2 separate regions of the Homo sapiens genome follow, and region 2 is linked to region 1. A link is an interaction called in ENCODE POLR2A ChIA-PET data of the cell type or tissue named here. Cell type or tissue: Caco-2. All regions are shown on one strand. Each heading gives the region's core, and the rest is flanking DNA. Links, peaks and the distances in the headings are about the cores only. Region 1 holds the start of CD276 (CD276 molecule). Region 2 overlaps NPTN (neuroplastin).

Region 1 (5,374 bases), core at 178-5,177:
TGCACATGTTGAATTTGAGGAACCTGCAGGATGGTAGGTAGATAAAAAGTGGGATAAGGCTTGTCCCAATCTGGGTCTTTTGGGATTGGTTTGTGACCTCCTTGGGGAACTTGAAGCAAAACTGGAGATAGCACATTCTGAGTCATCTACTACTGTGCTGACCTAGGAAGCAGGTTGTGGGGAGGTGGGGGGTGGGAGGGATAGAGGTGAGAGGGGTAGGGCTGCTGTCCAGAAAGAATGCATGAAGACAACCTTCCATCCTGAGTTTTTCTGGTTCTGACGGGAATCTCTGTGTAGCACCTCCATTCCTGAGTTCCCAGGGACAATCAGGCAAACATTCTCTGAACCAAGGAGACCCCTGCATGATGGGATGGTCATTCTAGCTATCTGTGTCCAGATCCAAGTGTCTGAGTCTCAGATGAGCTGGTCCTACACATGTGCTATCTGTGCCCTGCCCAAGCTGTTTCCCCCTCCTAGGGGATCAGAGCCCTCTCAATCTGCTGCTTCCAGGAATGAGAGCCAATACACATTTCCTTCCCTCCTGACCTCTGCTCTTGAATGATTATTTTAAAATCTCCCCCCATAGACACACTATAAACTGCTCTGTGATGTTCCTTCACTGTCCACCATGGCTGAGTCATGCCAGATTATAAATCCCTTAGGACAGGACCAGCGTCACCACCGCAAGGCACAAGGCACAGGACTGACTCTTTGTGAAGGGAAGGAAAGTAAGTTTCTCTAGATCTGTTCAATGCCACCTCCAGGGTCCTGCAGCAGGGCTCCTAGCTCCCTCAGCCCAAGGACACCTCTCCATGTGATGCTACTTCCCCAGGTTGCTGGGCCAACTGGAGGCTACTCATCCTGAGACCTGTAAGGCCAGACCCAGGCTGGACGAGGCTGGTCAGGGCCTGGCAGGGCAGTGGGGAGCAGCGTGGAATGGTCCAGAGTTCCTGGAGGTGGTCAGGGACAAGACAGCTGGGCCTCTCTGCTGTCATCCCTAGGAGCAGTCAGCAATTACACAGACACAGCTGCTGTGTGATTCAAAGACACATATGCACGTAGACTCAAATACAGAGTTGCTTGAATGTGTTCACAAATATACACACCCGGCCGGGCGCGGTGGCTCACGTTTGTAATCCCAGCCCTTTTGGAGGCCAAGGCGGGTGGATCACAAGGTCAAGAGATCGAGACCATCCTGGCCAAAATAGTGGTGCGCACCTGTAATCCCAGCTACTCTGGAGGCTGAGGCAGGAGAATCGCTTGAACTCAGGAGGCGGAGGTTGCAGTGAGCCGAGATTGAGCCACTGCACTCCAGAGCCAGACTCTGTCTCAAAAAAAAAAAAAAGACAAAAACCCCCCACAAATATACACACCCATGCACCACCACCCCTACCCATACACCACACGCACACTTAAATTCAGAGGGCAAATCCCGGTTCCTCCCTTCATAGCTATGTGTCCCCAAGTTACTTAATCTCTTTGTATCTTAATTTCCTTATTTCCGATCTGTAAAAATGAGAATAATGGTATTCACCTCAATGAGTTGTTGTGAAGATTAAATGAGATAAAATGGTAAAGAGCTTACAACAGTGGCAACACATGCAGAGAGACGCACATGTTTTCATACTCATTTCCCAAGCCCTGCCCAGTACTGCCACTGGCACTGGTGGTGAGCCTGGCAGCAGTACAAGGTTGGAGTCCCTTCATCCCTTTGAGCCTTGGTTTTCTCATCTGTGAAATGGGAATAATAATATCTAGCCGGCGGGGCTGTTTGGAGGAACTAAAGAGGCCCAGCATGGAAAGCTCCTAACCTAACTCTGGCCCACAAAAGTCTCCCTACGTTTTAGCTGTCACTGTCCCTGTGAGGAAGAACAGATCCAAGAACAGGTGCAGGGATGGGCTGCACCACAGCAAAATCTGGACAGGCCCGACCCCCATCTCCTCCCAGGCTGGAGCGGGGCCCTGTAAGGACAGAGCCCAAGGCCACTAGGTGTCAGGCCTGTTGGAGCCAAGTCCGGCCAGCAGTCTGGGGTGGGGCTGGGGGCAGGGCTGGTCGGATGGCCGTGGGTGGAAGGAAAAGAGGAAAACCAGCTCAGTGGAAATTGTCCTGCGGTTGGCTCAGGCGCCCACGACACTGTATTTATAGAGAGCTCCTTGCAGCTCTTAATTCCTCGCAGTCGAGTTAACCCTTTCTGGGCTGTGGTGCCAGCATGGTGTGGAGGAAGAACCCAAGACTGGGGTTGGACAGCAGGATTCCAGCCCTGTTCTGCCGCCAGTCGATGACCAGTCAGTCACCTATCCCCTCTCGCAGAAAGGAAGATTCGGCTCTTGGAAGTGTGGGAACGGGGTGGGGGATGGGCAGCGCCCTGCTCCGGGAGCCGAGGGTTTTCCCCGCCAGGGTCAGGCCTGGGGGCGGGGCGGGGCGGGGGCGGGGGCCAGGCCGTGTGCTCTGCCCAGCGGGCTGGCTCAGGCCTCGGTCAGCAGCCGCCACCGCGGGGCCAATCCGGCCTCAGGGACGCACCGGAGCCGCCTTTCCGGGCCTCAGGCGGATTCTCCGGCGCGGCCCGCCCCGCCCCTCGGACTCCCCGGGCCGCCCCCGGCCCCCATTCGGGCCGGGCCTCGCTGCGGCGGCGACTGAGCCAGGCTGGGCCGCGTCCCTGAGTCCCAGAGTCGGCGCGGCGCGGTGAGTGCTGGCGTGGCGCGGGCGGCGCGGGGTGGGGCGGCCTTTGTCTGCTGCGGGCCGGGCCTGGATCCCGCGGAGGTCCGCACGTTCCCGCTCAGGGCTGCAGGAGCTGAGCAGGGCGCCTTCCCTCCGGGCTCCTGCTCCCCTGCCCTCCCCCAGGTCCGGGCGGCCCCCCTCGCACAGGAGTCCCGGGAACCGCGGGCGCCCCTCCTGCCCTGGGCTGTGGGGCCCGCGGAGAGCTGGGGGCTCCCGGATCCTACCCCGCCCCCCTTTCCTCGGGTTGAGAGGGGCCCGGGCGCCGTCGGACCTGCAGACCCCGGAAGCTGCGGACCGGGCCGGGTGGGTGAATGCGCTTTTGCAGGCCCCGGGTCTGGAGCGGGCATGGGGGCAGATCTGTCCCGTGTTGAAGCTTAACGAAGCCACCGGCCGGCGCTGGGAGGTTAGCGGGGTCTCGGGTCCTGCAGAGGAAAACGCCCAGCTCCGGGAGGGGAGCGGCGGGGAGGGAAGGCGAGTGGTTAGGCGTGTCCACTCTGCAGGGCCCAGCAGGGCGAAGGTGTGGGCGACTGGTGCACTTCCACAGGCAGCCGTGGGCAGCATGAGGGGTCAGATTCCGGGAAGGACAGGTAGAGACGGCTGGCAGGGGCCACGGGGTGAATAGGTGTTGGGGGTGGGGAGGGAATTGGGATGGGCAGTTTGGGCTTGGGAAGCCTCAGGGAGGTGGGGGGTGAGGTGGGATGGAGAGGAGATGCGGGCGACGGTGGAGGGAGGTGGGGACCCCGAGTGGGGGCACACTAGAAGGGAGGGGATTGAATTCCAGCGCCCAGGGCCCTCCCTGCGACCGTTTAGCTAGCGAATTGGCAGGTTTGGCAGCCTAAGGCAGGGGATTTATTTCTAAGCCAAACCTGCTCTAATGAGAAAAGCGTGATAGATGACTCAGATATGGGATCTATCACTGAGGGAAAACATTAAGCAAATAGTAAAGCAAAAAAGATTTGTGTGTGTGTGTGTGTGTGTGTGTGTGTGTGTGTGTGTGTGGCGGGTGGGGGGGTGTTAGTTGTCTTAATTTAGAAAAACGATTTACCTTCAAATTGGATGTGGATAATTGTAAATGAGTCTGATCTCTTCATTAAAGCCCGGGGTCCTTTTCTTATAAGCATGTCTTCAGCAGTTAGTTTCTATATTAGAAAGTAATGAAGCTGCTTTGTCTTTAAGAGAGTTCTTTATTTAGTGCGGCCTCCTCTAGTTCCCTCTGGCCTCCCAGAAGTCCCTAGGAAATCTGATGCTGTGCAGCCTTCCTTGTAGTGTGGGGGACTGCAAATAGGTGGGACAGTTTGAGGCTGAGGGGAACTGAAGTCTAAACTTGAAGTCTAAACCTGTCCGATGGGTTGAGCTGATCTGAGTGCAGGGCAGGATGGAGGGCTATGGGGCTGTAGGGTATGAAGTGGCTCATTTCAAGGGAGTATTTTGGGTGAGTACATTTTCCTGATATCTGGAGTTCTTGAGATTAAGCACTAACACTTAGGGTAACTGTTGACCGTGGAAATTTACATACGTCACCGTCAGCTTACTGGAGTATCCTGATGTGAATGAAATTTTCCTTCATGACTTTGGGTCAGCCCTGTGGACCTCAGTTTTTGTTCTGAGGGGTTGTATGGCAAGGGGACGCTGGCGGGAGAGAGCTTCGTTCCTGCATTAAGTGGCCTCAGTGATGCAGTCAGGGTCCCATGACTGACCTTTGGAGTTCTTCCATGTCCTTATGGCATTACTGGTGGTTTCTCCTGCCTGCAGTAAGCTTTCCAGCTTACTCTAGACTCCTGTGCTGTGAGACATGAGCTTGTCAGAGGTAAGGAGCCTGTGTTAATGCAAGTCTCAGGTGAGAAGGGGTGTTGGAATCTGAGGACCCTGTTTTCCTTCCTGTCCCCTCTTCAGCTCTGTCCAGGCACCACCCGATGGAGGGTTGGCTGAATGTCTCATGTTCATATACCTGACAGCTGGCTTCGGTGCTTTAATATTTATGGAAAGGACAGTTATAGAAGTGTGGTCCCTTCAAAGTAGTCCTCTGGGGTGTCTGTGTCCTTATTAGGTTGACTTCTGAAACTTCCTGTGAGAATTCCATCATTAAACTTTGGCTTTCTCTGGAGGGGTAAATCTTTGTTCTTTGGAGTAGGATTTGAGTTTGACAAGGAGCTGGACAATGCTGTTTGGAGTCAGAGATGCAGTGTGATAAGAGAGCTGTGAGTTGGAATTCCACAGCACCTAAAGAGACTCCTAGAAAATGTTGTAGAACAAGTGGCTGGATGGTACTTGGTTGCACATACGGGGTTTGGGGTCTGTGCAGAAAAATGACCAAATCCAAGCAGCCTCTGAGATTATGACCACATGGGGGCTGTTAAGCTGTGGATCTGAGTCATAGGGTCAGGGAAAGAGGAAAAATGGCAAGGAGGATGACGTTACTGCCCATGAGCTTATCCTCTGAGTGGGTGGCGACTTCTCATTGTCCTTTTCCCACATCCCCAGGGCAGGAGTGTTAGGGAAGTCCACCAGCAAAAGGGGGAGGGCACACCCAGGGCCTAGGGGAGGGGGAGAGGGGTGAGGACTGGTCCACATGATTTTTGAGAAATTGCCTTTGGTCTTGTTGGCTCAGAATGGACCCCACACCTGGAAGGGGGCCACGTGTACAGTTATGCAACC
Region 2 (5,374 bases), core at 245-5,244, 90 kb before region 1:
GGCACTCAGTTCCACCCCATTCTTTGTCCAGTAGCTGTATGTAAGGGTGTGAGAGCTGGAGGTGAGGTTACACTGCAGGGTGACAGGGAGAACAGGGCTGTCTCGAATAATGACCTCTTCACTGGTGACAATCCTTGGCTCTGTAATAAGAGTGCACAATGATAGGGGGCAATAGCCTTCCATCCTCTGTAGCCCTGGCCTGAGAGTTGGACGGGGTAGGAGGGGGAAACTAGAAAAAGAGGGAGGGCAGACAGGACCACATGAGGAATTTCACTTTACCACTTTGGAGGAAGTCAAGAAAGGAAAAACAATGATTATAAGCAAATGACCACTAGCGCAGACAACAGCCTGAAGACCAGTTGGCCTAGACGTGAAAGAATGGGAGTATTACGGGTGCTTGTACTGGTAATAATCCACTTACGTTTTTGAATACCACCTTTTTATAAGAACCACCAAACAATTCGGCTTCAATTAGACAACCAGGCTCCACCTTGCCATTCTGAAGACAAAGGCCATATCATTTATATACCTATTATAATAAACTCCCTATTGTACCACTGGGCCTTGGAACAGTAATAATTACATAATACATGTATAGCTTTCCCCACATTTAAATGTTAAACCTATGGCAAACCATAGGCCATTATTTATGCAGAAAAAGACATTGTGGATTCTAAAAAGCAAACTTCCTATTGGAAGTCACTTGCATTTTCCAAATTTTGTGGAGGCAAAATTCTTGAGAAAGCATCATCAGTTCCTCCTCTCCAGCCATACCTATTCCCAAAACAAGTTGTTGTTTTCAGAATTGCACTTTAAAACACATTCCATTCTGAGAAAATATAACTAGAGTGCAATATTGTGTTGGTATTATGGGCTCCCAGAATTTTAGAAAGGCCCTTAGAGTTCATTGAATCCCACTCTTTTTTTAAGAGCTGGAAAAGTGAAATGATTTGTGCAAGGCCGTAAGTATTACTAATGGCAAAGCTGGGCCTAGAAGACATATCTGACTGAATTCTCTATCCTTGCCCCCCATCCCCAAGACCACCCCCACCACCTTGTGTCCTGGGCAAGGTATATATACTTCACCTTCTGATTCTATTCTGCGCTTAGATAACCTGGGATCACTAGCTTATCTACAAAAATAACCTACTTGAGTCAAATATTATAATACATTGAACAAAAATGTTTAAAATCACTCTATATTATTCCTGGAAGCTTCATCTTTAAAGCACTTTGAAATCTATCACTGTATTAAAGTCAAGACATTTCTATGTTTGTTGTCTTTTGTTAATGTGCTTTGTCTTTATTATTTCCCCAGGCTTAGTTTTCTCTACTTTTGATCAAACATTTCCAGGTGAAGTCTACACTAACCATCTTTTCCCAACCACAATAAGAGGTATTTGCTGTTTGTTTGTTTTCCAATTCTCTCTCAGAAACCCTTGACTGACTTCCCATTTCCCTGTGTCTAGTCACTTCCTATCTACAGCTTTGCAGCAGCTCCCCTCACCATTTTATACAGTATTGTGCTGAGCCTTAACGTGAGGAAAGAACTCTCTCCCTCCATGGGAACTAAGTTGCTTGCTGTTCAGGGAGGGGGAAAGCATGGGGAAGTCGTGGGATACTTGGGAAATGTAATGTCTTAAGGACCTCCTAACCGATGTAACATTTCTGACTTGTAGAGTTAATGTCTTTGAAGAAACTTGTAATAATGCAAAACCTTAAGTTTGCTCAATTAACAAATTAGTTCTATTTTCCAACTCTGGCAAAAGGATAACGGTTATCTTCCATTCAGCACTGGTCCTTATCAGTAACATCAAACAGGGTCTCTATGTACAGATAATGGAGGCATAGCAGCCACTAAGACAGAAGCAGATGCATGTAAACACGTTAGCGCAGTGGTGTCCCATGGTTTCCAAGACACACTGGACAGAAGCCAAATCCCTGGGCCTTAAGAAGTCGAGCAGAACGGCTGCAAACCCTGCAATGGAAGGCGCACACACACCATCAGCAGAAAGCATCACAATTCCAAGAAAAATCAAAACCAAGCAAAAACAAAAGAGAAAAAGATAGAACCAGTACTCCACAGAAGAGAAATTAAAAAAATATAAAGGCAACATTAAAACCCAAACACACTTTTAGGTTTTTACTTAATTTTTATTATCCAATTTCATTTTCTGTCCCACTTGGGACTCTCGTTCTGGGTATTCCTCTCAGACTGCACTGAGAAAGGGTAAACTCTGAGAATGAGGCCAAGAGCTTCCAGATGTTTAAATACAAGGAGGCCAAAGTAAATGCTACTCTTACCTGTGGCGATGCAAATGACCACTGCAGCTCAGGGAGATTAAGAAGTTGATGAAAGCAACCTGGTAGACTTTCTGCCAAGTATTCTTTGAAGGCAAAGGAAAGCACTTTTTCCCTTAAGTGTTAAAGATCCAGGAGAGAGTCACTGGGAGCAAGTGGATAATTTAAATAGGTTTAAATATGATTCTGCACCATAGGAGGGTTGTGGGGTAGGGTAACCTGCCTCCTGTGATTGCTGTATATGAAAAACAGTGCTACACCAAGTTCCTTGGCCATGGTGCCTCAACTGCATTCTGCACCAGGATGAAGGTGGGGCTTTTATTTTTGTGGCCAAGCGCTGCCCAAAGTCCAAGAGAGATGAACATTTAGGAGAAGTTCAAATGTGTTTACCTGCCACTGATGTCTATTTAAAAGCAGTGGATAGGAGACCCTTACCCCAGCCATCATGCATATATAAAGAACATGCTATGGCCAGAGAGATACCTAAAAACTGGGCACACTTCTCTTCTTGCCTTACATACTCAATGAGCTTTGGGGAAAGTACTACCAGGAGGTCATTCTTAGATAGAACACCTGATGTCCCCATAGAGCAATGTCTTTTGGGACGCTGAGATCATAAAACAGTCCAATTAGAGTTGGATCCAGGGTGTTTTAAAAAAAAAAAAAAAAAAGCAGCAGCAGCAGCAACAACCTCCTGGCTCTCCAAAACAGCTAACTTGGGTTAACTGACTGATGGGGAAGTCTGAAGAGAGTCTAGCCAGGATTTGGATTTGATTCAACCACATGCAGACAATTCTAAGTAAACTGGGGAATGCTATGTATTCTCGGGATTGGTAGGTAGGTACCCCAATGCCTCATCTTTTTCTAGCCCCTTGGCATGGCCATTCTAGCTATGAGTCAGGCTCTTGGAAGTATAAGTGCAAATGCCCAGCCCAGTCCATACCTATAAACTTCCACAGACCTTTGTGGCCATGTAGGTAATTCTGCTTTTATAAGGAAAGGAGCAAGGGGGCAGGAGAAGGAGGCGTGCAGGGTAAAAATATTGTTAAAAAAAAAATCACTGGGTTAATGTTCCCCATTTTCACATAGACAAGGTTTTCTTTTCCTCTTTCCAGAAGCAGGTTCTTTGATTCAACAGTGCCAACTGCAGCAGCCTCTCCTACCACTGCCCTACAAAGGACTCTTTTTTTACCCATAGGATCTTCAAGTGGCTACAAAGAACAGACACTAATTTGCTATTTTCCATCTAAGTATATAGACTCAAGGCCCATGTCTTACTACTTTATGTTATTACCAAATTCCTCATCAAAGTAAGATTTTACTATTCTTACTTTCTCTAGATCAATCAGCTCTTTAAGCTGGAACTGGCTATAGATCTCTCATTGTGTCCTCAAAGAGAAGGTGAAAAACCCAGAGGATCTTTCCAAAAGTGAATGTCCCCTCAATTATAACCAGGTTTGATGTGGGGCCAGAACTCTTCTTGGCCAGGAACGTTGGTTCTGTGGTGGCTTCTCCCTCTCTCTGCTTCTCAACATAAGGTAGCAAGTCACTTTCAAGAAAGAGAGAGAAGTGGCCACAAAAGTCCCGGTGTCATATGTCTCACGCATACCTGCTACAAGGAGAGGATTCTGAGCCAGCTGGTCAGCTCACCCCATCACTATGAGAAACCAGGTTGGAAGTTAGTTTCCTCTTTTTTCAAGACACAAAGAAAAGGCCAGTGTGAGTGGTCCCCACACTATGTCTGGAGTTCCCATGCTCTGGGATAAGGTACACTGTGCCAACAGCTACTCATCAGAGTCAAACCGTGAACAGGAATCAACTGCAACTCTGACTTCCAAACAGTGTGATGGGCTAAAAAAATAATAATTTGCAGCTTAGTGTCACCTGGCTCCTAACAGCAAAACATAAGAAGGAAGTCCCAGGCTGCTGCTTTTAAAGAGGAGACTAATTAGCAGGCCCAGTGAGGAGTACACTGCTGCAGTAGAGGGCTGTTATCAGAGAAGCACATGCCACGGTTTTAGAAAAGAAAAAGAGCTGGAACTATGAAAATATCCAAGCTTACATGCCACCCAACAACCAAAACACACCACCACACTGCACCCATGGCAACATTCCCATCACAACAAGATGACACCAAGTCACAGTTAAAGGAAGAGGCTGGGCAGACACAAACTTAAAACCATAGAGGTGAAGGCAGCTACTTAGAGAGCTTCAAACAGAAGAACAGAAGAAATAAAAAGTAGTTAGACTGGGGAGAGAAACAAAAATAGAAAGGCACCAGAGAAGAAATCAGCAAAAGTATAGCAGGAAACCTACTACAAAATCAAAGGGGAGGGAAAACCATTTCAACACTACCCTCCTTGGACTGCCTGGTTTTATGAGTTTTAATTTAAGCTTCCCAGTTCTCCCTCCCCAACTCTTCCCAACACAGATGATTTTGGACAGTCACGGATTTCCTCAAGTTCTTTGTTCCTGAGAAGAAAGACACAGAGAAGGGTTGGGGGATAAGGGAGGCAGAGAGAACGGCAAAGAAAAGAAGAAAAAAAGTTGCCACAGATGTTTTCATACACTACAACCAGAAGGGTCATGGGATTGAAAAAAAAACGAAGACAAGGGGTGGGGTGAGTGATCATACTGGGGAAGAGGGAAAGGATGCAGAAGGGAAGGGTCATTGGGCCACCTCTAATGACTACAGTACTACTACTGTAGGGTGCTGGACTCACTCTGAAGGACGCTTATGGTGGCCTGGGCTCGAATCCATGTTATGGAGGGGTTTTGCCTCAAGTCATTCCTCTTGGGGTCGTTGCTGGCCCTGCACTCGTAAGTCCCAGAGTCCTCCAAGGTGAGCCGGGTTATTCTCAGCACACTCACGCCGTTTGACCCGTAGGCGGTGTTTACGGTGACACGGCGCTTCCGAGCACCGTCCCACAGCTGTCTGAAAGACTCTGCCCGGTTGACTTCTGCGTACCACCACTGGATCTCTGGCGTGGGGCTCCCGACCACGTCACAGTACAGCTCAAAGGCGTCCCCCGTGAGCTTAGTTTCTGACATGGGCGACTTGACAAACCCAGCT

Evidence for each region. ChIA-PET counts read pairs that join two places held together with the same protein. Peaks named below come from ENCODE experiments on the same cell type or tissue, not always from the same donor. Only the 100,000 strongest peaks of a DNase experiment are listed, where the experiment ranks them.
Region 2: POLR2A ChIA-PET joins it to region 1 with 6 read pairs; 4 of 35 experiments call an interaction of 5 or more read pairs at or near these places.

The regions. Positions count from the first base shown.
Region 1 is chr15:73,681,778-73,687,151 of GRCh38, forward strand. CD276 (CD276 molecule) reads left to right here and starts at 2,606. Exons shown (of 10, transcript NM_001024736.2): 1 at 2,606-2,683. RefSeq lists enhancers at 1,495-2,003, 3,021-3,527 and silencers at 2,387-2,436, 2,557-2,686, 2,697-2,826, 2,987-3,036. In Caco-2, for the core only: a CTCF peak has its summit at 1,953 (motif pointing right); DNase peaks (open chromatin) are centred at 2,014, 2,434 and 3,224; H3K4me3 peaks cover 2,048 bases.
Region 2 is chr15:73,591,998-73,597,371 of GRCh38, forward strand. It overlaps NPTN (neuroplastin), which reads right to left. Exons shown (of 9, transcript NM_012428.4): 2 at 5,025-5,372; 3 at 1-140. Among named protein-coding and RNA genes, the nearest start is that of NPTN-IT1, 25 kb to the left of the region's middle. In Caco-2, for the core only: no CTCF peak of the experiment used is centred there; no DNase peak of the experiment used is centred there.